3 separate regions of the Homo sapiens genome follow, and all the other regions are linked to region 3. Evidence: chromatin contacts called from ENCODE Hi-C or POLR2A ChIA-PET data. All regions are on one chromosome and are shown on one strand. The core of a region is the stretch at or near the end of the contact, and the rest is flanking DNA. Distances in the headings are between cores, read along the strand shown.

Region 1 (4,734 bases), core at 304-2,803, 560 kb after region 3:
AATAGCACCAACTTTGGAAGATCATCCTGAGCTTAACGCTGTAGGAGGTAGAGGTCAATGTGAGTGGACGGTGGAGCCAGGACTGTAGCCCAGGTCTTTCGGGTCATGCTGTGTGCTCTTCCACTTCCCTGCCTCACTGCACAAATGCGCTCCCCACGCCCACGGACGCCCCAGGGGCGCCAGGCGCTGCTCTAGGCTGAGACTCAGCCGACTCAGACAAGGGCCCTGCCCTCTCGCCCTATCTCATCCTGGAGAAGAGTACCCTCTTCTTAGAACAAGCATCTCACTTCCGTGCACTTCAACTTCGTTTGTGGCAGTGCAGGGTACTTTGCAAAGCTAAAAAGTAGTTTATGCGAAAGGGAGACTCTTTTTCCTTAGAGGATTTGCCAAGTTGTAATCACAAATTCTTTTTGAGATACACGTACATTTTTTTAAAGCTAAATAAGATTTCCCCCCAGTTTTATAACTCAAGAATGTATTTTCTCAAGGACTTGGGAGTCATCTCTTTGAAATGTCATCCCCGTCTCCCAGTTTTGTGGGAGGGTAGGAGCCCAGCTACCAGAGAGCACCTGGCTTCAAATTGTAAACCTACCTCCTGTCATAAAGGTATGAAAATTCATTTTTCCTTTGGATAAAGGCAATTAGCAAACGCAAATGGCCACTGCATTTACCAATGGCCACTCCATCATCAGGCGAATTTAGGATGAACTCTGCGACAAATGGTGTAGTGGAGTCCCCTCCCCGGAGGGCTGTCTCGTTTACCTCGGGAGCATGCGTGGGGTAGGTTGCATCCTCCCGGCTGTTTGATACAGGCTGAGATTTCTGTCTTTGCAGCCTATTTGGCGGATTGCTTGTGATGCACATCACATGCTGGTTTTGTTTTGTTTTGTTTTGTTTTGTTTTGTTTTGTTTGAGACGGAGTCTCGCTCTGTTGCCCAGGCTGGAGTGCAGTGGCGGGATCTCGGCTCACTGCAAGCTCCGCCTCCCGGGTTCACGCCATTCTCCTGCCTCAGCCTCCCGAGCAGCTGGTACTACAGGCGCCCGCCACCACGCCCGGCTAATTTTTTGTATTTTTAGTAGAGACGGGGTTTCACCGTGTTAGCCAGGATGGTCTTGATCTCCTGACCTCGTGATCCGCCCGCCTCGGCCTCCCAAAGTGCTGGGATTACAGGCGTGAGCCACCGCGCCCGGCCTCACATGCTGGTTTAATGTTTGTTCAAGACCCAAACTGCAGTGGAGTTTTGAGGGTTGGCAGGTTTGTTTTTCATCACACGTCCCCGACAGTACAAACCGGCGTAGCTGGACAGGGCCTTGGGAGAATTTGGACAGTGGGAGTAAGGACGAGCGTCGCCTCCTACGCCCGCGGCATCTGCAGCAAGCGCGCATCGCGCACCCCAGGGTAGCAGCGCAGGTCTGGGGCTGCGCCACAGCCGCGCCCGCAGAGCTATTTTTAGCCGCTGCAGCCAGCCTAGCCACCAGACGGGGTGGGCGGCATCCAAGGGCGCCCCGCCCATCGAGGCCCCGCCCACGCCGCGCCCGGAGCCGCGCGGCCCGAAGCACCCGGCCCGGATCGCAGAGCCCGCGCCCTGCGCCGGCGGCAATGAAGATCTGGAGCTCGGAGCACGTGTTTGGGTGAGGCCGGGCTGAGGGCCGCGGTGGGGCCGTCCAGACGCCGGCTCCTGCTCCCGAGCCCGGCTGGAGCGGTCCAGGAAAGGCCGGACCTCACAGCGGGCCTCGCGGAGATCCCCGCCCCGCGCCGGCCGTTCCCAGACCGCAACTTCGGCGTCCCGGAGAGGGCACGCGCGCTTCCCCGGGACCGCGGTCTGGGCGAGGCTCTGCGCCGGGTACGGCCTCTCCCCCGGCGTGCGCAGGGGCCTGGCTGCAGGCACAGAGGCCCCGCTGGTGGTCGACAGCCAGGGCGGGGGCAGCCGGAGCGGGGGCGGCCGGGGCGGGGGCGGCCGGAGCCGGGGGGGCGGCCGGGGGCCTGGCGCTCGCTGCTCTCCTTGGGGTCGGGAGCAGGGCAGGGGAGAGGCCTGCAAGCTGGCGCCTTTGCTGAGATTGTCATAAACCTTCCGCGCGTTTCACGGAGGGCCCACGGCGGGCTGTGAGCTCTGGAGGAAGCTAAAGGGGCAGAAGGCATTTCGGGGGCCCTGGCTCTGAACTCACTTGTAGGCATGGAAGGCCTCCAAGCTAGCGTGGAAAACCTCGAACTGTTTAAAAATGCTCCCCCGGCACACGGATGGAAGTGGAGGTCATTATCTTAAGTGAAGCCAGGCCCAGAAAGACAAGTATCGCATGTTCCCACTCCTAAGTGGGTGCTTAAGAATGTGTTCACATGGATGTGGAGAGTGGAACGTCAGATGATGGAGACTCTGAAGGGTGAGGGGGTGGGTGCAGGGAGGATAATGAGAATTGCTTAATGGGTGCAAGACACCTTCCCGGGTAATGCATACCCTAGAAGTCCTGACTTGACCACTACGAAATTTATGCATGTAACGAAATTGCACATATACTCCATAGAATTGTGCAAATAAAAAGAAGAAAAAAGTGCCCTCCTAACCTAAGTGGTATCTTTTCCTTAAGTCAGTGATCTGTGACACACTGAAATTATTCTTTAATGTTTATTTACAGCAACAAAGATTTTTTAATTATCTGACCTCACTTAAGCATTAAATATTTTATTTTGGGGGGAAAAAAAGTACTGCGTGGAAGGAAATTGTCATCCTTTGACTCTTTTTATTTATTTTTTTCGAGACAGAGTCTCATTCTGTCACCCAGGCTGGGTTTTTTTTTTTTTTTTTTTTTTTTTGAGACATAGGCTCGCTGGGTCACCCAGGTTGGAGTGCAATGGCGCGATCTTGGCTCACTGTAACCTCCCCCTCCTGGGTTCAAGTGATTCTCGTGCCTCAGCCTCCTGAGTAGCTGGGACTACAGGTGTGGGCCATCACGCCCGGCTAATTTTTGTATTTTTAGTAGAAACAGGGTTTCGCCATGTTGGCCAGGCTGGTCTCGAGCTCCTGACCTCAGGTGATCCACCCGCCTCGGCCTCCCAAAGTGCTGGGATTATAGGTGTGAGCCACCGTGACTGGCCTGACTTTAAACATGTAAAATTATAATAAAAATATATCAAGTGGTTTCAAAACCTCTGAAATTATTTTTCATGAAGTCTTTAGACTTGATGGGATCTAATTTTTTGTATGGCTTGCAGTGTTTCTCAAGTGGGTTTCCATCAGCAACAAGGATGGGGGCATCACTGAGCCGTCTGGATGCTGTGGACAGTTAAGTCATTGCATACCAGGAGTGCCAGGTGGTTGGGGCTCAGTTTTCTCATGGAATGGCCGAGGTCTGCCCTAGAGGTTTGTGAAATGTCTGTGGACAAGCACAAATGAATAGCTAGCTGTGAAAAATCACAGTTGATGCTTTTGAAAATTGTTGCAGCTGCTAACTCCCATTTATTTTTTTTAAGCTTTACCGAAGGATACTTTACATACCATAAAATTATACACATTTTAAGTGTATAATTCATTAAGTTTTGCTAAGTATGACCATCACACACACAGTCCAGTCTTAGAACACTTCTGTCCTCCTGCAGAGGTGCCCCATGCTCATTAGCTTCACATTTTACCCCATTTTCACCCCTGCCCCAGGCAACCAGGAATCTTTTCTGTTTCTATGAATTTGCCTTGTTGGGACATTGCATGTAAATGTCATCCTGCAATATGGGGTGTTTTGTGTCTGTCTGCTTTCACTTAGCATGATTTTCTTGAGGCTCACCATGTGGTAGAGTGTCAGTATTTCATTTCTCCCATCATTCATTTTGTATTCCTGGCACCCCGCCGGGGCCCGGCGCCTAGCAGGTGCTCGGAAGGGGTGAGGAATCTTACATGGAGATCAGATGTCCTTCCAGGACAGGGGCAGCTATCCACCAAAGGAATCCCGGTCATCCCTGGAGCTGCTGTGGACTAGGTGCTGATTCTCTGCCATAGACTTTTGAACTTGAAAGCAAAGGGCCGTAATGAAGCCTGACAAATGTGGAATGTGGCTGGCCGAGGATGCTGTCATTGGCCTGTGGCTGGACGGGTTATGAATGATGTGGTACCATGAGGTGGTACCATGAGGTGTCATAGCATCCAAATGACAGTACAAATTGGAAGTCTGGCTTCCTGGCTGGACTTACTGTGTAGTTTTCCCCTTGTTTCGTCCATTGAAACCCCTGATTTTTTTCCTTTGAGGATTATAGACCTTTCTTTTTCTTTCTATACTTAAAAAAAGTTTGTTGTACTGTTAGGTGAACATTTGATTGGAAATAATACATTTACTTTTTTTTTTCCTTTTTTTTGAGGCAGAATCTTGCTCTATCACCCAGGCTGGAGTGCAGTGGCACGATCTTGGCTCACCACAACCTCTGCCTCTCCGGTTCAAGCAATTCTTGTGCTTCAGCCTCCCGAGTAGCTGGGACCACAGGCGTGTGCCACCACGCCTGGTGAATTTTTTTGTATTTTTAGTAGAGACAGAGTTTCACCATGTTGGCCAGGCTGGTCTCAAACTCCTGACCTCAAGTGATCCACCCACCTCGGCCTCCTGAAGTGCTGGGATTACAGTACTTTTGAAATGAAGAAATAATTAGGCACAAACAGTTTGATCTTATCAAGTTTTCTTCCTGTGTCCACATTGAGAAGAAACTCCGCCCCTGAGATCATCATAGCAGACAGCAGTGTAAACACTCAGACAAAA
Region 2 (4,403 bases), core at 1,562-4,061, 810 kb after region 3:
AGGAAGGAATAGAATTTTTAAGTGTGCACACCACCAAATTATTCATCAAGTGTAAGAATCAAGATAAAATCTTCAGAAGACTGTATCTTCCTGAGCCACGCAACTATTCTTAAAGCCAATGAGGAAATAAACTAATGTTTTAGTATGAACTTCTTAAATAATTTTAGGCAACAGAAAATGCTCAAGTCTCTATCAACAACTTTGATTAGGCCTCCTCCATAACTGGTAGCGCAGGTCATGAGCAGAACTGAGAAAGAGAATTATAAACCTATTGCGAATTGTGGAGAACAACTCCACTCACTATTTTCTCCATAAAGGCAGTTTATTACACTGAGATCAACATGTTATCACTCACACTAGTGATGTAAAAAATAATCCAATTCAACATAAGATTCAGACCAAAAAAAAAGAAAAAACCCATCCACGAGAATCTATCAATCTTTGACAACAAAACTACACGATTTTGGGATTAAATTTAAGTGACAAGACAATGTAAACTGGGGGCTTGTTCTCTCCGGAAATCACCACTACCAACGCTGCTTCTAAAAGCAGGCTGCACACAACCATTTTTCCTCTGGAAATAGCTAAATCCCAAGGCACGATATTGCTGTATTTTTTTTTGAGACGGCGTCTCGCTCTGTCACCCAGGCTGGAGTGCAGTGGCGCGATCTCAGCTCACTACAGCCTCCACCTCCCAGGTTCAAGCAATTCTCCCACCTCAGCCTCCCGAGTAGCTGGTATTCCAGCGGCACAACACCACGCCCGGCTAATTTTTGTATTTTTAATAGAGACGGGGTTTCACCATGTTGGCCAGGCTGGTCTCGAACTCCTGACCTCAGGTGATCCACCTGCCTCGGCATCCCAAAGTGCTGGGATTACAGGCTTGAGCCACCGCACCTGGCAGACATTGCTGTATTTTATAAATGTATCTTTTGTACCATTTAATACACTATAAATTATAATTGCAAGTATTTCCCACTAAGATTAAGTCCAAGTTTAAAAGCAATAAGCCCATCAAAGAAACAAAAATACTATTTGAAATAGTTTCAAAAGAACAATTAAAAAGATGGCTTTAAATAAAAAATCGTTTACCTGACGCTAAAAAATAAAAGATAAAAGCATGTAAATAAAAATGTGTTTACCTGACACTAAAAAATAAAAGATAAAAACGTTCTGGTGGAACTGAAAGAATAACTATAACCTTGAATATTGTTTTAATCAAGTTAGACAAGGGTTTTCATTAAATGTCATTTTACTAATTCGAAATTACATCTTTCACCTTAAGCATTTTGACATTTCCATCAACTTTCTAAAAGTGAGGGTAGATTGTTTTTCTATGTTTTTAATAGACTTGCCTCTCAAAAGAATGAATTAGATAAAAACTGATGGGAGAAACCTTTTCTCAACCTCCTCCTCCTCTTCAATGAGCATCTGAGTAAACCCTGGCTATAAATTACTGTTTAGGTCATAATCCTGAAAATTTTACATTAGACAATGACGTAACTAAGGCCCATTTTCTCTTTGTATCCCGACATCCTGTCAACTTTTCACTTTACAAGCCTGTTTTTCATCACAACAAATTTTCACATACAGGAATGCAATCAGTATTTTCTAACGTCCAGGAGCCAAAAATCACTATTTAGTCTATTTTTCCATTTCTCCCCAAAGAGCAGAATTCTCACGGTTCAGAATCATCTTTACATTTCCGAACCGAGGAAAGGCTGTCTAATGTGGAATACTGCTAGTTTCCCGTGAGGAGTGCGGTGTTTCCGACAGCGGCACTGAGGATCCGTGCGGAGCCCCCGCGTGAAGCCTGCGATGCCCTCCCCACCCCGTGAACCCGGCCGTGTGTCAGCAGCCACGGCGTGAGGCGCACAGGCCGCTGGCCCGGAGCAGGGCCCAGCCCACCGCTCCCAAACGCGCCGCGGGCAGCTGTCCCGCGGGCAGCACAATGACGAGCGCCCCGCGGCCCGCAGGCCCAGGCCCACCCAAACGTCCTCCGCACAGCGGATTTGCGCCGTCGCCCGCCACGAGGCTCTGACCTCCGAGGGGCCCCGGCCAGCCACGGCCTGACGCCGTCCTCCCCTGCGGGTCCCCGCCGGATCCTCCCGGGGGTCTCCCGTGGCAAAATGGGGGGGGACGGCGGGGGCGGAAGGGCCGGGGACGCTGAGGGTAAGGCGGCCCAGCCGCGGGTGTTCCAAGAACTACGAGGGAAAGGGGCCCGGCGGCCTCACCCGCAACTGGGGGCGGCTCTCCCGCGTCGTCGGCCGCGGGCGCCAGGGTGACGGCGCCGTCCCTCCAGACGCGGATCTGCGCGGCCGAGCGCACACGGTGGCGGGGCTGGCGGCGGCGGGCGGCGGCGCGCAGGGAACCGCAGCACTGGTAGCACACGGCCCACGCCTGCTCCTCGTTGATGGGCTGGTTGTACAGCCGCAGGATCTCCTCCAGGCTCAGCGCGTCCCGGGAGCCCCCGGCCGCGCCGCCGGCTGCCCCGGGCTCCCGCGGCCCCTCGCCGCCCACTGCCTCAGTCCGCGGCTCCCCGCCGCCCGCCGGGCCAGCCGCCTGAGCCATCCCGCGGGTGGGCGCTGCGCTCGGCAGTCGCGCCGTGTGCCGGCGTCTCCTCAGCTCCGGAGCATCGTCGTCGCGCGCCGCCGCCTCACCATCCCCGGAACCGCCGCCGCCCAACGCGGCCGCGCGCGCCGCCGCCGGGACCAGGCGAGTGCCCGGGAGGCGTGGGCAAGAGGAGGGCGGCGAGGACACGGCTGCAGTCCCGGTCAGACAGCCGCCGGCCGGTAGCGACGCGATGGCGTCCGGCGCCCCGCCCCGCCCCGCCCCGCCTCGCGCCGTCCAGCGCCGCCCAGCGCCCGCCCCTTAGGGGGCCGCACGGGCCGGGGGATGCACGCTCTGGAGGTGAGGACCAGGCAGGAGGGCCTCGCCTCGAGGCGAGATGGCCGCACGGTCTCTAGCCCGCAGGGCTCTCAGAGTCGCAGGCGGTGACGCCCGGTCGGGGGGCCCGGTCGCAAGGGACACACAGCTGGGGGCGCAATGGTGAGGGCGGCGACGCACGGTCCGGAGGGGATGCGCGGCCGGGTAGGGCGTGCAGGGTTGTGGGGCGTGGGGGACACGCGGGGCCGGGCGCGCGGTCGGGGGGCGCAGGGGCAAGAGGGTGTCGCATTTATCAGGGAAGTCCCCGGCCGACTCTGGCGGGGAACTGGGCGCGCCAACCCGGGTCACCGCCCTGCACAGCGGGAGAAGTCACCCGCATTGACGTTCCCTAGGCGCTGGATCGCCGAAGGTCTGGTTGAAAACTTGAACCCGCCTGGAGCGGATGCCTAAGAAAATGCAGGCCCGCTGAAGCCTCCCCGCCGGGCCCTGGGCCCTGAAAGCCTCCGGCAGTTTCCCGTGACCCCGCGGCCGCTCTGCGCGTTTTCCGATTTCTTGCTGGTTGAATACCTCCCTCTCCACTCCCATCTTCAGGGTAAGCACCGTAAAGACGGGGATCTTTACGGGTTTTCCTCACTGACTTCTCCCAAAAGCTAAACCAGCGCCTGGAATATAAACATGTACATAATTTGCAGGTGTTAGTTTTAGCGTCCTTCCGGATTCATTTGTAACATTGGTCCCTTCCCTCACTAAGGTAATGTCTCAAGTACCACACTCATCAGAGCATGTGGAATGAATATCACAGTGGTAAAATTGAACTGAGGGCAATTAGCCGTAGAAAGAAAGAATTCCGCCCCCCCAACCTATTAAATATGCAATAAAACAGATAATTCTTAATCACCCATTGGTAGATTAATTTAATCGATAAAATTCCACTGAGGCTAGTCCTGTGTGAAAGCCCTACAGAGTGTTGAAAGCATCAACCAAATAGGCAATGTATATTAAGTTCCAGTAAACCTTTTACGGCAGTTTTATGTAAAATGTTAGAAATCACGCTCTCAACAATTGCATCTTGCGGTAGAAACTACAACAGTCTATTTAAATAACAACAGTCTATTAAAATGAGATACCATCTTACATACAGCTGGGAATGGGGAGGAGGGAGAAAAGCAACAGGACGAAAAGGAAAATTAAGAAATTGAAAGAGGGCCGTGCGCAGTGGCTTAGGCCTGTAATCCCAGCACTTTGGGAGGCTGAGGCGGGCAGATCACTGAGGTCAGGAGTTCGAGACCAGCCTGGCCAACATGGGGAAACCCTGTCTCTACTAAAAATACAAAGAAAATTAGCCGAGTGTGGTGACGCACGCTTGTAATCCCAGCTACCCGGGAGGCTGAGGCAGGAGAATCGCTTGAACCTGGGAGGTGGAAGTTGCAATGAGCCAAGATCACACCACTGCACTCCAGCCTGGGGGACAGAGCGAGAGTCTGTCTCAAAAAAATAAATAATAAATTGAAAGAGGA
Region 3 (4,336 bases), core at 53-2,552:
ACAGGACCGGGCGTCAGTCACATTCTCCCCGCTGGCCGAATGACGCAAATAATGCTCAAATTCCATGCTGCGGTTTGCTTTGACTGGCGGAGGTGGAGGGGCGCGAAAGACGAGCCAGCATGCTGCACAGCAGGTTTAGCCTCCATGCCCGGGGTTTGGAGCAAGAGAGTGAAAACATCAGAGCTATGTCTTCAGAAGGTCTTGTGTTGTGAAACTGACTGGCAAGCTATCACAGGAAGCTAAGCGAGGTGGCAGGCTGCTAGATTAAAATGATCTCTAAACAGAATTCGCTCTCAGAGTTCATTTTCAGCCTACCTCATTAGGGCAGATTTGGTCTTCTCACATTGTTATTGCTGTATCGGAGGAATCTTTCTAAAGAGAAAAGTGACAGCACACATTGCTGCCATTTGAAAGCCAGCATTTTTAAAGGGCGTAATACATAGTGACAGTTTTGATGTATGCCCGTGGGTGTGGGTCCTGATATCTCAACATACTCTGCCTGCATAATTTAAAATGACAGTTTAGCCTGTCAAACTTAAATGTGAGTGAAGTTCCTTGGATATTTATAAAACATCAAAAAGACAGAATGGTGTCAGCAAAAGATGGGTCTTTTTATTACTAAACCACGGGACGATTTTTGGATAATTGCTGGCAACTCACCTAGAAGCTGAACTTCCAGACAAAGTATAAATTTGGTGGTGCCACAGTTTTGAAGATTATTTTCACTCAATGCAATAAAAGGATATTACAGAACTCTAGCACAAATTGTAGTCAAAGATGGAGACGCGTCAATGACCCGTTTGTTTTTAATGTGTTTTAATGTTTTTGTTTTTAATGTATCCATGGTTTCCAGTTCCCCTGAGAAAGTGGAAATTACCCATGCTAATAAAGCAAGCGTTAGTGCGAAGACCTAGCTGATGTTTGGCTGGTTTTTAGCCCGCTAGCCAGTCACCCTTTATAAAGCCTGCCAAGTTTGGAGCGTGGGTAATTTTACACGCGGGTCTCCACAGATCCTGTCTACTTCGGTAGATTTATTACTAGGAAAGTGCGTGGGGGCACTAATTTTTGTGAATTGACTAATGCGTTAGAATTTTAAAAACCGGGTAGAACGCAGCGCAGGAAGCGAGCGTTCCCCGCCGCAGCGCCGGAGCGTCCAGCCAGAATCCCCCTGCATGCGCAGCCCCTGGCGTCTTACGTCCCACAGGCCCCACCCCGGCGCCTTCCGTCCCGCAGGCTCCGCCTTTGGCGCTGGGCTCTGACGTCACCACCTGCGCCGCTCACAGTAGAAACAGGAAGTGGGACCAAAACAAAGGAGCGGCGGCCGGGAGCGGACTTACCTTACCTTCTCTGCCTTCGGCGCGCTTCTCAGCCGGGCCGCCGACCCAAAGGAGCCGTCCGACTATGTCTAACATGGAGAAACACCTGTTCAACCTGAAGTTCGCGGCCAAAGAACTGAGTAGGAGTGCCAAAAAATGCGATAAGGAGGAAAAGGCCGAAAAGGCCAAAATTAAAAAGGCCATTCAGAAGGGCAACATGGAAGTTGCGAGGATACACGCCGAAAATGCCATCCGCCAGAAGAACCAGGCGGTGAATTTCTTGAGAATGAGTGCGCGAGTCGATGCAGTGGCTGCCAGGGTCCAGACGGCGGTGACGATGGGCAAGGTGACCAAGTCGATGGCTGGTGTGGTTAAGTCGATGGATGCGACATTGAAGACCATGAATCTGGAGAAGATTTCTGCTTTGATGGACAAATTCGAGCACCAGTTTGAGACTCTGGACGTCCAGACGCAGCAAATGGAAGACACGATGAGCAGCACGACGACGCTCACCACTCCCCAGAACCAAGTGGATATGCTGCTCCAGGAAATGGCAGATGAGGCGGGCCTCGACCTCAACATGGAGCTGCCGCAGGGCCAGACCGGCTCCGTGGGCACGAGCGTGGCTTCGGCGGAGCAGGATGAACTGTCTCAGAGACTGGCCCGCCTTCGGGATCAAGTGTGACGGCAGAACCCGCTCTGAGGTTTCCTGGCCATAGCCACCCTTTGAAATGCTCTCTGTGTGTTAGAGAGATACTATACCCTAGAAACTCTGAACACGCCAGAATGCTGAAATGCCCTTCTACCTTTGGGTTTACAGCCCCCTCCACATAAATTAAGAAATTCAGTATTTCTGCACTCTTAGCTGGATTCTAAAGTTCTGTATAGCTCGTAATGATGGTATTTTTATAGCAGCCTTTTAACAGAACTAGTTAATTTCGTGTATATGAATCTTTCTCGAAGATCTGGTCAAAACTGTATTCAGTTTCCTGCCCAGAATGATCAGATTGAAGGTGGTTGGTTTTTATTATTATTTAGTGTGATTGATAGTATCTAGAATGGCAGGTGGTGCATAAAAGTTAAAGAGAGGGGAAAGATTACTTAGTTTGGTTATACAGTTATAAACACCATGCAGTGTATTCGGTGGACTGTGCTATTTCTGTTTATCCTTTGGGTTTTGGTTTTTGTTTTTTTTTTTTTTGCCTTCACAGTGAGACTGCAAATGATTGTTCTCATAACGTATATTATTAATAAATGTGGTCCTATAATTTATACTGAAATTACCTTAGGATATTTTTGCATAATACTCTCTTACTGCTTACATTCTATAAATTTTTCACGTGATAATTGTCTTTGCGTAACTGGGAAAAATGCCGAATAACTTCCTTTATTATCTGGAAAAATTAAATTTGTTCATTTATATTTTCTACTTACTAAATTGAGTTTTTAAAAAGACTTAGTGTGACATTTGACAGTGTCTTTCAAACGAACTTCTCTAACAAGTTTATAGTTATTTTCCTGTTTCAACACTATTAGAAGTCTTATAAATTATGCTAATTAGCATGGCAGTCATGTTACACACTCTTAACATTGCCAAAGAACTGTTGATTTCGTTTGAGAAAACCCTAGGACTGTGTGTGTGTAGGTTTTGTTTTGATTTTAACAACCAAAAATAGAAATAAAATTAGAACTGCGTTTTAAGTTCTAATTTGCATTTATTAATTTGTCCAAAAGCAAGAACTCTTGGAAATCCTTGAAAATATAAGCTGGAATGTTTTACTTAGCCATGCAAGTCATTTATGTATACATCCAGCCAGCTGGAAATCTGAGAAGTAAAGAGGTAGGACTGGAAGGAAGGAGAAAGCTTGAGTCTTTAAGGCTAGAGCCCAGCTGTGCTGCCTGCCATCTTCTCAGGAATGGCAGTGCGTATTTTCTGGCTGAAAAGTAAAGCATGTATCCACCGCTTTCTCATAGCCTCGAAACATGGAGAAAAGCAACTTGCTTTTGCCTTGGCAAGCATGCTAACCTAAGTTAATTCAAGTTTTTTTTAACTTACCCTTTCCTTCACTGGAAGATTTTTCCATAAGAGAATTCCATTGTTTCAGAAAATAATTATAGGGGCCCTTCCAAGTTCTTTGAAAGATTCATAACCAACTATTCACTATTATAACATGTTTCCCAGTGTAAATGAGTAAGGAAAAAAAAAGTGTAACAGGTGCGTGCAGATGAGGAGTGACCCTCATATTTAAGTTATTTTATATTTGACTGGACATTGTTCAGAAGTGTGCTTTAAGGGACACTTGTTAGTTGTCTGCCCAGCATCTCTCAAGAATATCCCTCCTGTCCTCCACATGGTTGTGCAGGGCCATGTGTGAAGACAGCATGAGTCTTAACCCCTCTTTTATTTTATTTTTGAGACAGAGTCTCGCTCTGTTGCCCAGGCTGGAGTGCTGTGGCGCGATCTCTGCTCACTGCAACCTCCACCTCCCGGGTTCAAGTGATTCTCCTGCCTCAGCCTGCCGAGTAGCTGGAATTACAGGTGTGCACCACCATGCCCAGCTAGTTTTTTTGTATTTTTAGTAGAGACAGGGTTTCACTATGTTGGCCAGGCTGGTCTTGAACTCCTGACCTCAGGTGATCCGCCCACCTCAGCCTCCCAAAGTGCTGGGATTACAGGCATGAGCCACTGCACCTGGCCTTAACCCCTCTTTAGATTGGAAAAAATAATTACAACTTTAAAAATAGCTTAGTGTTGAACCCTTTGGTAAACTAAAGACCCTTTTATAATGCACATATTCCCAACAAAATTAATATATTTTGTGAGATTAAACAATGCTTGTATATGCTTGAACTTTCTTAAAATATGTCCATGTCATACTATTATGAATGTACATTTTTATGAGTCATAAATATTATTTTCAAAAGCACTACAGGCCCATGAATTACTTCCTCACTTTTGCAGTTGATTACTGAAATGTAAATCACAAGAATTTGTCAATTAAATCATTTTAAACTGCATG

Evidence for each region. A loop is a pair of places that touch in the nucleus more often than their neighbours do. ChIA-PET counts read pairs that join two places held with the same protein, here RNA polymerase II (POLR2A). Pooled maps may share reads with other maps.
Region 1: a loop to region 3 is called in a pooled map, with 16 times the contacts of the local background. The contact joins the promoter of PRELID3A here to the promoter of CHMP1B in region 3. A Hi-C loop is called at or near these places in 3 of 37 single-sample maps with no recorded cell type and 9 of 50 pooled maps. POLR2A ChIA-PET finds 5 or more read pairs at or near these places in 1 of 52 experiments (BJ).
Region 2: a map of sigmoid colon shows a loop between it and region 3 (4-fold over the local background). The contact joins the promoter of SPIRE1 here to the promoter of CHMP1B in region 3. A Hi-C loop is called at or near these places in 2 of 168 maps with a recorded cell type or tissue (posterior vena cava and sigmoid colon), 1 of 37 single-sample maps with no recorded cell type and 11 of 50 pooled maps.

The regions. Positions count from the first base shown.
Region 1 is chr18:12,406,376-12,411,109 of GRCh38, forward strand. PRELID3A (PRELI domain containing 3A) reads left to right here and starts at 1,554. Exons shown (of 7, transcript NM_001142405.2): 1 at 1,554-1,632. The coding sequence starts at 1,601. RefSeq lists enhancers at 953-1,614, 1,615-2,274, 2,132-2,381 and a silencer at 1,352-1,931.
Region 2 is chr18:12,655,296-12,659,698 of GRCh38, forward strand. It overlaps SPIRE1 (spire type actin nucleation factor 1), which reads right to left and starts at 2,812. Exons shown (of 17, transcript NM_001128626.2): 1 at 2,235-2,812. The coding sequence starts at 2,571. It also overlaps a transcript of PSMG2 not described here. RefSeq lists silencers at 2,232-2,351, 2,542-2,961, 2,831-2,999, 3,002-3,071, 3,122-3,271.
Region 3 is chr18:11,850,111-11,854,446 of GRCh38, forward strand. CHMP1B (charged multivesicular body protein 1B) reads left to right here and starts at 1,303. Exons shown (of 1, transcript NM_020412.5): 1 at 1,303-4,334. The coding sequence starts at 1,402. The coding sequence ends at 2,001. The region is part of intron 5 of GNAL (G protein subunit alpha L); the gene reads left to right. RefSeq lists enhancers at 1,156-1,395, 1,664-1,713 and a silencer at 1,720-2,014.